Regions from separate parts of the Homo sapiens genome. Here region 2 is linked to region 1. Evidence: read pairs that join two places in POLR2A ChIA-PET (ENCODE). Cell type or tissue: Panc1. All regions are shown on one strand. Region 1 overlaps EIF2A (eukaryotic translation initiation factor 2A). Region 2 overlaps LOC107986141 (a long non-coding RNA gene).

Region 1 (5,000 bases):
TCTGTCACCCAGGCTGGAGTGTAGTGGCACAGTCTTGGCTCACAGCAACCTCCACCTCCTGGGTTTAAGTGATTCTCCTGCCTAAGCCTCCCGAGTAGCTGGGACTACAGGCGCATGCCACCACGCCTGGCTAATTTTTGTATTTTTGGTAGAGACGGGGTTTCACCATGTTGGCCAGGCTGGCCTTGAACTCCTGACCTCAGGTGATCCACCCACCCTGGCCTTCCAAAGTGCTGGGATTACAGGTATGAGCCACCGTGTCCGGCCCGCAAAAGTATACTTTTAAATTTGAATAAATGGGCCAGGTGCAGTGGCTCACACCTGTAATCCCAGCATGTTGGGAGGCTGAGGTGGGAGGACTGCTTGAGCCCAGGAGTTCAAAACCAGCCCGGGCAACATAGCAAGATCCCATCTCAATTAAAAAAAAAATTTTTTTTAAATAAATAGAAGCTATAGCAGCTAGGGAAATCAGTAAGGAGACATTTGATGTCTACTACAATCTCAAGAGCAATCTCTAAAAGATATGATTCTAAGAATTATTATGGTACAATGACAAAAATGACAATAATTGTATGATAAAAGCAGTTCCATTTTGGGATGTTTTCTATGTACCTAACCACTTTATGTACATTTTCTCATTTAATCCTTACAACAATCTTACAAATGTCATCATTTCTGTTTTACAAGTGCTGAAATTTAGGCTTAGAAAAATAAAATGATTTGACGATTTGCTCAAGATCATACTATTGATAAATGCCACAGCCAAGCTTTGAAATCAGTTTGGCCTGACTTACTGTTATGTACTAAACACTCTGGGGTGTTTAACAAAAAAAAAAAAAAAAAAAAGACTCTCCATCTTATTCCAGAAGTTGCTGTAAGTAACTTTGTTCTACTCAGGTTTGAGGAAGATAACTGAGGTTAAGATAAGCAGTCACTGAAAAGAATGAAAAATTACCACATAGTATTTAAACACACACACCTAACATGGAAATCTTTACAACTTGCTGCAAATAACCTATTTTAGAATTACAAGACGCTTTCTTGTTTTCTTCTTGTTGCTGTTGTTAACCTTTATTTTTTTCTTTGCTTTGCAACTGGAGCCTACTCAGAATTGATGGTCTTTAAGAGTTATTCTTAGTTTAATGAAGGATGTTTATTTTAATTAAGAAAAAACATATTTAAGGAAGAATCAGTAACGGTTTCTGACTTAGTTAACCAGAAACTGAACAAAGACCACAATCAATACATGAAATCTAGTTCTCTTGCCCCAGAACAATAAGTACCATTGTGGTCACAGCACTTTAATGAAATAAATGCTAGAACTTAATATAGAAGATATCTATTAAAATCATGGACATGACATATGGGGACATACTAAAAAGATTCAGAGTTGAATCCCATAGAAGGTTAAGTGTGGATATGAGTGAACTATTAACAATAACTGCCAAGGTAAAAACAGACTTATTCAACAAACTCTAAGCTAGAAGAACAAGGAATACTTCAAAAACAAACAAACAAAAAAAGACAATGAAAAGAAGTATAGTATAGCCCATTAGGTAGTAAATTTCTATTGATTCATTACTCAAATACTACAAACTAAAATATGGATTAAAAAATAAAATTTAAGTACCCACAATAGGTTACACAAAAAAAGAGTAAGAAATTTTGAGATCACATCCTACTTTTTGAGGCTGAGATTAAAACTGTTAACATTGTAGATAAGACTCATTATAATTATATTATTAATGATTTGAGAGTAGTAGATTCAGGCTGGGTGAGGTGGCTCATGCCTGTAATCCTAGCACTTTGGGAGGCTGAATAAAGCGGGTGGATCACTTGAGGTCAGGAGTTAGAGACCAGCCTGACCAACATGGTGAAACACCATCTCTACTAAAAATACAAAAATTAACCAGATGTGGTGTTGTCTGCCTGTAGTCTCAGCTACTGGGGAGGCTGAGGCAGGCGAATCGCTTGAACCTGGGAGGCGGAGGTTGCTGTGAGCTGAGATCACGCCACTCTGGGTGACAGAGTGAGACCCTGTCTCAAAAAAAAAAAAAAAAAAAAGGGCTGGGCATAGTGGCTAACACCTATAATCACAACACTTCGGGAGGCCGAGGCAGGAGGACTGCTTGGGGCCAGGAGTTTGAGCCTAACCTGATCAACATAACAAGACCCTGTCTCTATTAAAATTGAAAAAAGAAAAAGAATAAAAGACCAATTTTTTTTAATTATAAAAGCTAATTCTGCCAGCTACTTATAGTCATAAAAGGTGAATCAACTAATTCAACATGTTCTCTTTAGTAGTCAATTTTTAAAAAGCAAGTATTAATGGGTAGTTTAAACACTTCTGAATACATTACCATTGTAAAGAACAATGTTTAAAATTTACTTTTCAAACTAATGCATGCAGTTTCTCCCCTTTGAAAAACCTAACAGTATTATATGTGGTTTAGAACAATGTAGATAACTTTAAGCCAAGCAACAAATATTTGGGCATTTGCATGGTCTATGAAATAAAATGTTGTAGTAACTCTTGAAAAATTAAAAAGGACTGGTTTTCTTAATAAAATATAAGCATTTAATCAACATAATTTTTTGTGCAAGACCAATTTTGTAAACTGGTATTTTATGTAACATATATTATACTAAACGTTCTTTTGAATAACATACACTTTTATATACATAAGACTAATAATAATAACTGCAGGCAGTTGTTAGTAATTTAACAGCAAAGGTAAAAAAGTATCTACATCTAGGATTAAATGAGTAAAGAGAATTATTTTCTCAGTGTTACTGCAGATTTAGGAAACTCCAACCAATAACTTAGAGCACTGTTTAAAACAACTCAACTTCTTTAGCATTAAATTATATTTTTCATATATTAATTTTTAATTCTAAGTAACTAGATAAACAAGTCATGGCATATACATAGAAATGAACAACTTTGAAGGTATTTTGTGTAACGAGAGGTAATATCTCACTACATCATGACATTAAAAGACGGATTTTATTAATGACACTCAAATATCTGTTATTCAAATAATGCCAGTTGTGTTTATATTCGTGACACACAAAATATGTTATGTAAATGAACACTAACTTTTCTCCATTGCCCCAGGCAAACAAGGTCCCATCCTTACTAAAGATACAGACTTTGCAATTCTTCCCAGATTCCCTGAAAATGACAAAAAAAAAAGGTTTAAATGAATAAGCATTAATACTTTTCAAAAAAATCTGATTATAAAGTCAACCATTTCACTATCAATTTAATAACTAAGAACTTGCACAAATTTCAGAAAATTCCAAAATGCTTTCATCTGCCAAAATACTTTAAAATGCAATGCTATCACTGTAAAGTAAGCTGGAAAATGATTTCATACTAACAGATGGATTTTAAGAAAAAAATAGAGCCCTTTTGGGTGAATAAGTTTGTGTGGTAGGCCTTCCATCAATTTCTCATGTGTAGAGATAGAAAGTATAACAAAAATAAGAGGCTCTTCACCTAACTACTTGGGAATATTCTATCAAGTATTCAAAACTCTAAGTACTGTATCTCCGAAGTGAAGATGTTTACTATGAATACATCACCCAGTGATAATGAATACCCAAATAGAAACTTGTATCTGTGCACATGTAGATGTACATTAGTGTAGTCACAACATGAGATGAGAACTTCCTGGCTAAAAAATAATTTGAATTGCTAAATAACAACAAAAGCATTGAGAACTGACTGATACATCCCTTACACTATCTTTGCATTAATTCATCTGCACAAATGAAGATGACATTTGTGCTTCTGCAATCACACAATAATGACAGCTTACACTCAGTTTATAGATAATAAAACATTTTTAAAATCTCTTTCTCATGGTGCAATGGCTCACACCTGTAATCCCAGCAGTTTGGGAGGCCGAGGCAGGCGGATCACCTGAGGTTGGGAGTTCGAGACCAGCTGGGCAACATGGCGAAACCCTGTCTCTAATAAAAATTCAAAAATTAGCCAGGTGTGGTGGTGGCGCCTGTAGTCCCAGCTACTCAGGACGCTGAGACAGGAGAATTGCTTCAATCCAGGAGGCAGAGGTTGCAGTGAACCCCTGCGCCACTGTCCAGCCTGGGCGAAAGAGTGAGACTCCACCACACAAAAAAATAAAAATAAAAAAAATCTTTCCCACATAAACAGCTATGATCAAGATGTTCCCCATCCTATACTACCCTACACTTATGCAACTCATTTCTGAACCTTACGGCAGAATTTTACAATTATCTTTATTAAATTCCACCCAGGTTTTGGCCTATCATTTCAGCCTACTGAGGCCTACTTAAATCTTGATTTTCTCTTTTAAAACATTAGTCAGTCCTTACATTACATACGGAAGTATGTAATATATAAATTATAAAACTGTTACTAGGCTATCATCTAAATTATTTATAAGACTGTTCAGTGAGCTCTGAACAAGATCCTGTGGCTCACCAACAGTCCTTCCCTCAAATTAAAACTAACTCATTAATCAGCTGACTTTACTGACCTTAACCAATGACAATTCTGTCATCATCATGCAACCCAAAGACTTTCTCATTTCTCAGATATTTTGCCAAAATTATGTTTACAGTTCTATTATTCTAATGTGTATTCTATTATTCTGTCTGGAAATTCTACCCAGAAAGGAAACGAGATAAGCTTGAAACAATTTGTTCTTAGGAAGCTCATTTTGACTTAATAAACACCCCCTTATCGCAATGATTATAAACTTACTAAACTACAGAATCCAGAATTCGATTATTTTCTTGGTCTTGGCAATTGGGAAATTTTGCCTCTTTCCTTCTGGTATAATTTTTTGAATGAAAAATTTCAAACATACACAAAAAATAGAGAAAAAGTATGATAATCCACCTATGCACTCATCATCAAGCTTAAGTAACTATTAACTCAGAGCCAATTTTATCTATTCCCCACTTTTATCTTTCATGCCACAACATTCCAACGCAAAAACTAGATGTCA
Region 2 (5,000 bases), 220 kb after region 1:
AATGTTTATTCATTTTACTTGTTGATCAGAGGAATTTATCCTTCTTTTAAAAAAACTTTTGAAATTTTAAAATCAAATCAGTGCCTGCTGTAGCAGCCAGGAAAATATGATCTTCAGATGTCCCTTTAAGAGGACCTGCGGCCGGGCGCGGTGGCTCATGCCTGTAATCCCAGCACTTTGGGAGGCCAAGGCAGGCGGATCATGAGATCAGGAGATCGAGACCATCCTGGCTAACACGGTGAAACCCCATCTCCACTAAAAATACAAAAATAAATAGATAAATTAGCCGGGAGTGGTGGCGGGCGCCTGTAGTCCCAGCTACTCGGGAGGCTGAGGCAGGAGAATGGAGTGAACCTGGGAGGTGGAACTTGTAGTGAGCCGAGATCGCGCCACTGCACTCCAGCCTGGGCGACAGAGCGAGACTCCGTCTCAAAAAACAACAACAAAAACAAAAAAAAACCTGCTGTGGGGCACATAGCAGAATGACAGCCCCTAGCTGCCACATCTTTGGATATACTGCGGCATTCATGCTGAGCCATAGCCCTCTGGGCTGCTCCCAGCCAATGACTGAACACTGAAGTGGTGCTAGGATGCCAGCGCAGGCCCATCCTCCCTGACACAGAACTCTGCTAGTGGGCAACTTTTGCTTAGACACTCCCTATCAGCTCGGCAAGTCTTTCTCAGAACTGCTCTGGGTTCCCAGGCTTTTCCTATCCAGCCTTTCCTTGCCCTTCTCTCTTCACAGGTGGCAGACCTGATCTCAATCCCAGCTTTCTCCCTGTCCACTCCTGCTTCCTCCTCCCTTTATCCTTCACAGGCTAAGCATTAAACATCAAGTAAGTAAACATCAGGTCCCATCTAAGCATCGGCTTCTATGAGCATCTGAACGGACATACGTACTCACTGTTAAAAATGAGCAAATCCAGAAGGGCATATACGAAGAAGCCACAGTTCCTCCCCTTATTCTCTCCTGCCCTGCATTTCCTCACATGAGGAAACACTTTAAACAGTTTCTCTTATAGCTCTTTGACAGTTAGTTCCATACTCCTAAAATAAGTTTATGCCATGCTTATTATTTATTTGATATATATTTTAGATATTTGTTATATACACATAAATATATGTAATATATTTGTTATCTTTTTCCATAATATGTTTATGCCATGTCTTTCTTTTCTTTTTTAACCATTGAAGTATAATGGACACAAAATAAACTGTTTATTTTTAATGTGAGCAGTCTGATGAATTTTGACATTTATATATGCCACAATCAAGCTATTAAAAAGGGCAAGGGGAAACTTTTCAGGGGTGAGCATATTCATCATCCCTGAAAGTTTCCTCATGCTCCTTTTAATACCCCCACCACCTCTCTCCATACTCTCTGATCTGTTTTCTGTCACTATAAGTTAGTTTTCATTTTTCAATTTTAAATAAATGGAATCTTATAGTATGTGGTATTGTTTTTCTGGCTTCTTTCGCTCAGCATAATTAATCTGAGATTCAACCATGTAGTTGCATGTACCTAATTCATTCTTTTTTGTTACTAATATATCTCATTGTATAGATACAGCATGATTTGTTTATTCATTCATCTTTTGGTGGACATTTGGGTTGTTTCCAGTATGGGGCTATCACAAATAAAGTTGCGATGAACATTTTTACACAAATGTTTGTATAGATTTACATTTTCTTTTCTCTTTCCTTTCTCAGAGATCATTGTTCTTCATCATGGGGCGTCCAAAGTCCTGAGCGCCGTTGTTTCATATATTTTATCTGGTATTTTAGTTGTTTCAGGCAGGACGGTAAATCTAATCCTTCTTACTCCATTCGACTGGAAGTGGAATTATCACATACCTCTTTAGCTAATCGTAGTCTCCCTTTGAGTGATCCAATACCACTTCATGTGTAGTGTATGAACCCCCAGTATGCCTATTTTTTCCCTCCCAGCCTTTGTGCTATGATTGTCATACATTTTGCTTTTACTTGTTATAAACTCTTCAATACATTATTACTTTCCTGTTTCTTTAGTCAACAAGTTTAGACATTATCTGCTGATTTCTATAATGTTGGCTATGGATTTAACTCACTTATCTTTCATCTTCCAAATCTGGCCTTTCTTTCCTCCACTTCCCCATAAATTGCCACTAGTTTTAGATTTTTTCTGCTATTAACCGTTACCTGTGTAACTACAAAAAATACACTCACATCCTTACTTCTAATTCCATCAACCATTTGACAATACCTCTTAATTCTTTGATTTGTGAGGTGAAAGTATGAAAGCCCTTACCCTTTCCTTCATTTCTTGATTCCTCCTAATCTCAACCAAATGCTTAATTTTAACTTATGTTTTCAAGAAAAAAGAAAACAAAAAACATGAACCTCATTCTGCAACTACCCCTAAGTCTTCCTTTTTAGGCTAACCCCGTGGGTTGATTCTAAGAGTTGAAAATTGATCAGCAGTGATTACATTATGACTATGTAAAGATTGTTCACTTCTTAGCTGCATAAGATACTATGATTTTATATCTTTTTTTCATAGCTTTGTGATTTTCTTGGAATTTCTAATTATTTCCTCCTCTCCATCCCCATCTTTTGCATTACTGTGATTTTTTTTACAACTTGATATTTCAATTTCTTAAAGATAGCACCAAATCTGTGGATTACTTCAGCTCATATACATTTTTTTTTCCAGATACCTGCCTTTTAAAACCCTTGTCCCGCCAGCTCCAAGCTGGACTTTTCTTCTCTAGATTTATTGAAAAGCTAAAATGGAAGAGACAATTAAGCCATGTCTTCCTTCCATTTTTCTCTCGTTTGGCTTGTTTCTTTAACTCCCTATTTTTCTCTTTTTTGGTTTACTCTCTTGTTTTATTGGAACACATCCTTGAATCACTTCTATAAGAAAGGTATATGGGAGGTAAACTTACTAAGTCCTTCCATGACTTAGAATAACTTTATTCTACTCTCCAATTATACTGATAATTTGATTGAATGTTGACTTTTTCATTTAAAATCATTTTTCCTCAGAACTTTGAAGGCAATGTTTCATTGTCTTCTAGAATTCAGTATTGCTGAAAAGTTAGATGACAATCTGATTTTTTGGGAAAAAAAGGCAATTTTTTTTTTGCTTTGAATGTTTTTTGGATTAAAAAATCTTTGATATTCTTAAATTTCACCATTCTGTGACTGAATATGGGTCATTTTTCATTCATTTTGTGTAGTATTCTAGTATTTTCTTCCTCCTTTTTTTCTTCAGTCTAAAGACTCAGGTCTTTCAGCTCTGATAAATTCCCTTTTAAAAATTTGTTTGTATTCTCTCATTGTGTTTGTTTTTTTTGGAGCTTCTACTCACTGGACATTAGCCTCCTGGATTTGTACATTACAATTTAGGCTTTTTTTCACATTTTTAAACTACTTGTATTTTCTACTTTCTTGGAGATTTCCTTGATTTTATCTTTTAATCAATTTATTAAAACTTTGCTTAAATCACTATACTTTTAATTTCTAAGAGGTCTTTCTTATTTTGGGTCAATCCTTTTTTATAGTATCCAGTTCTTGAATTATAATCTTAATATTTTTAAATTCTGTCAGAGAATTCTTATAGTTAAAATATTATTTTTTAGTATGTATTCTTAAAATGTGCAAGTTTGTGTATATCTTGCATGGGTAATGAGTGTGGACATGTCCATGGACATACATTCCTCAAGGGTTGGTATTTAAAAAATCTACTAAGAGATTATTTTTCCTTTTGGTAGAATGCAACTTTCTTCAGTGTAAGTTGAGTTTTCAAAATATGGAGTTCACATGTTCAGAATATGTACTTTCTCACTTAACTAGACCAACTGCTGCATTGAATTTGCTTTAGAGAAATTTGTTTTTCTTCTCTCAAAAATTCGGGAGTTCTTTTCTTTTTTATTGTATATTTATATCTCGCATGTCAGTTGATGATCTGAAGCCAAGGGACCAATACTGGGTAATGTATGACCAGAGCCAGATGAGAATACTTAGTAGCTGGGACAGAAACTCTCGCAAGTGTTTAGAAACTGATGTCCTCTCAGAGCAGTCCTGGGATGTAGATGCAGTGGGAGGGCAGGGGAGAAAGGTCATTAATCTGGTAATTGACCCTTTCAGCATCTGCTTTCCTCCAGATATACTAGTTGGGTGATCTAATTGCATGGTTGTTCAGAGTTTTAAAAGTATATGCAAATTGATAAACTATGCACCAAAATAGTAGCCATGCTTATTTCTGGGTTTCAGGATATGGGGTGTTATCTTTCCTTTAAAAAAATATATATCTGGCCAGGTGCAGTGACTCACGCCTGTAATCCCTGCACTTTGGGAGGCCAAGGTGGGCAGATCATGAGGTCAGGAGTTTGAGACCAGCCTGGCCAACATAGTGAAACCCCTTCTCTACTGAAAATACAAAAAATTAGCTGAGCGTGGTGGTGGTCGCCTGTAATCCCAGCTACTCAGGGGGCTGAGACAGGAGAATCTCTTGAACCCAGGAGGCGGAGGTTGCAGTGAGCTGAGATTGCGCCATTGCACTCAAGCCTGGACGACAGTGCGAGACCCCGCCGCAAAAACAAAAACAAAAAATATATCCTTATTTCTAAATTTCCTACAATGAACATAACTTATGTAATAAGAAAATAATTTATTTTTAAAGTGTATGTATGAAGCTTTCTTCTGAATCTCCATTTACTATGTTGAAAGTAGCAAAAAAAAAAAAAAAGTAAGTAAAAAAATAAATTTTAACTCTAGAGCTAATGACTATACCTGAGATGAAAAGACTAAACTCCTTCAATGGAGAGGGCCAAGAATGTGATAGAGAAAGGGGAAGGAGAGTGGGTAAAAATATTGGTGGGGAGGATATACAGAAGGAGGTGGGAGCAGAGAGAAGAGGCCTCAGGTATATACTCTTCTGCCCTTCTCAATGCTGACAAATGGTGGAATCATGACTTTGGATATAGTCTGGATTTGCAGATGGAATATAATTGAAA

Evidence for each region. ChIA-PET counts read pairs that join two places held together with the same protein. Peaks named below come from ENCODE experiments on the same cell type or tissue, not always from the same donor. Only the 100,000 strongest peaks of a DNase experiment are listed, where the experiment ranks them.
Region 2: POLR2A ChIA-PET joins it to region 1 with 9 read pairs; 3 of 35 experiments call an interaction of 5 or more read pairs at or near these places.

Annotation. Positions count from the first base shown.
Region 1 is chr3:150,556,563-150,561,562 of GRCh38, reverse strand. EIF2A (eukaryotic translation initiation factor 2A) reads right to left here. Exons shown (of 14, transcript NM_032025.5): 3 at 3,101-3,175. Among named protein-coding and RNA genes, the nearest start is that of EIF2A, 12 kb to the right of the region's middle. In Panc1, no CTCF peak of the experiment used is centred here; no DNase peak of the experiment used is centred here.
Region 2 is chr3:150,336,067-150,341,066 of GRCh38, reverse strand. The region is part of intron 1 of LOC107986141 (a long non-coding RNA gene); the gene reads right to left. It overlaps LOC107986142 (a long non-coding RNA gene), which reads left to right. Exons shown (of 3, transcript XR_001740959.3): 3 at 746-1,450. Among named protein-coding and RNA genes, the nearest start is that of LINC01214, 15 kb to the right of the region's middle. In Panc1, no CTCF peak of the experiment used is centred here; no DNase peak of the experiment used is centred here; H3K4me3 peaks cover 367 bases; H3K27ac peaks cover 4,464 bases.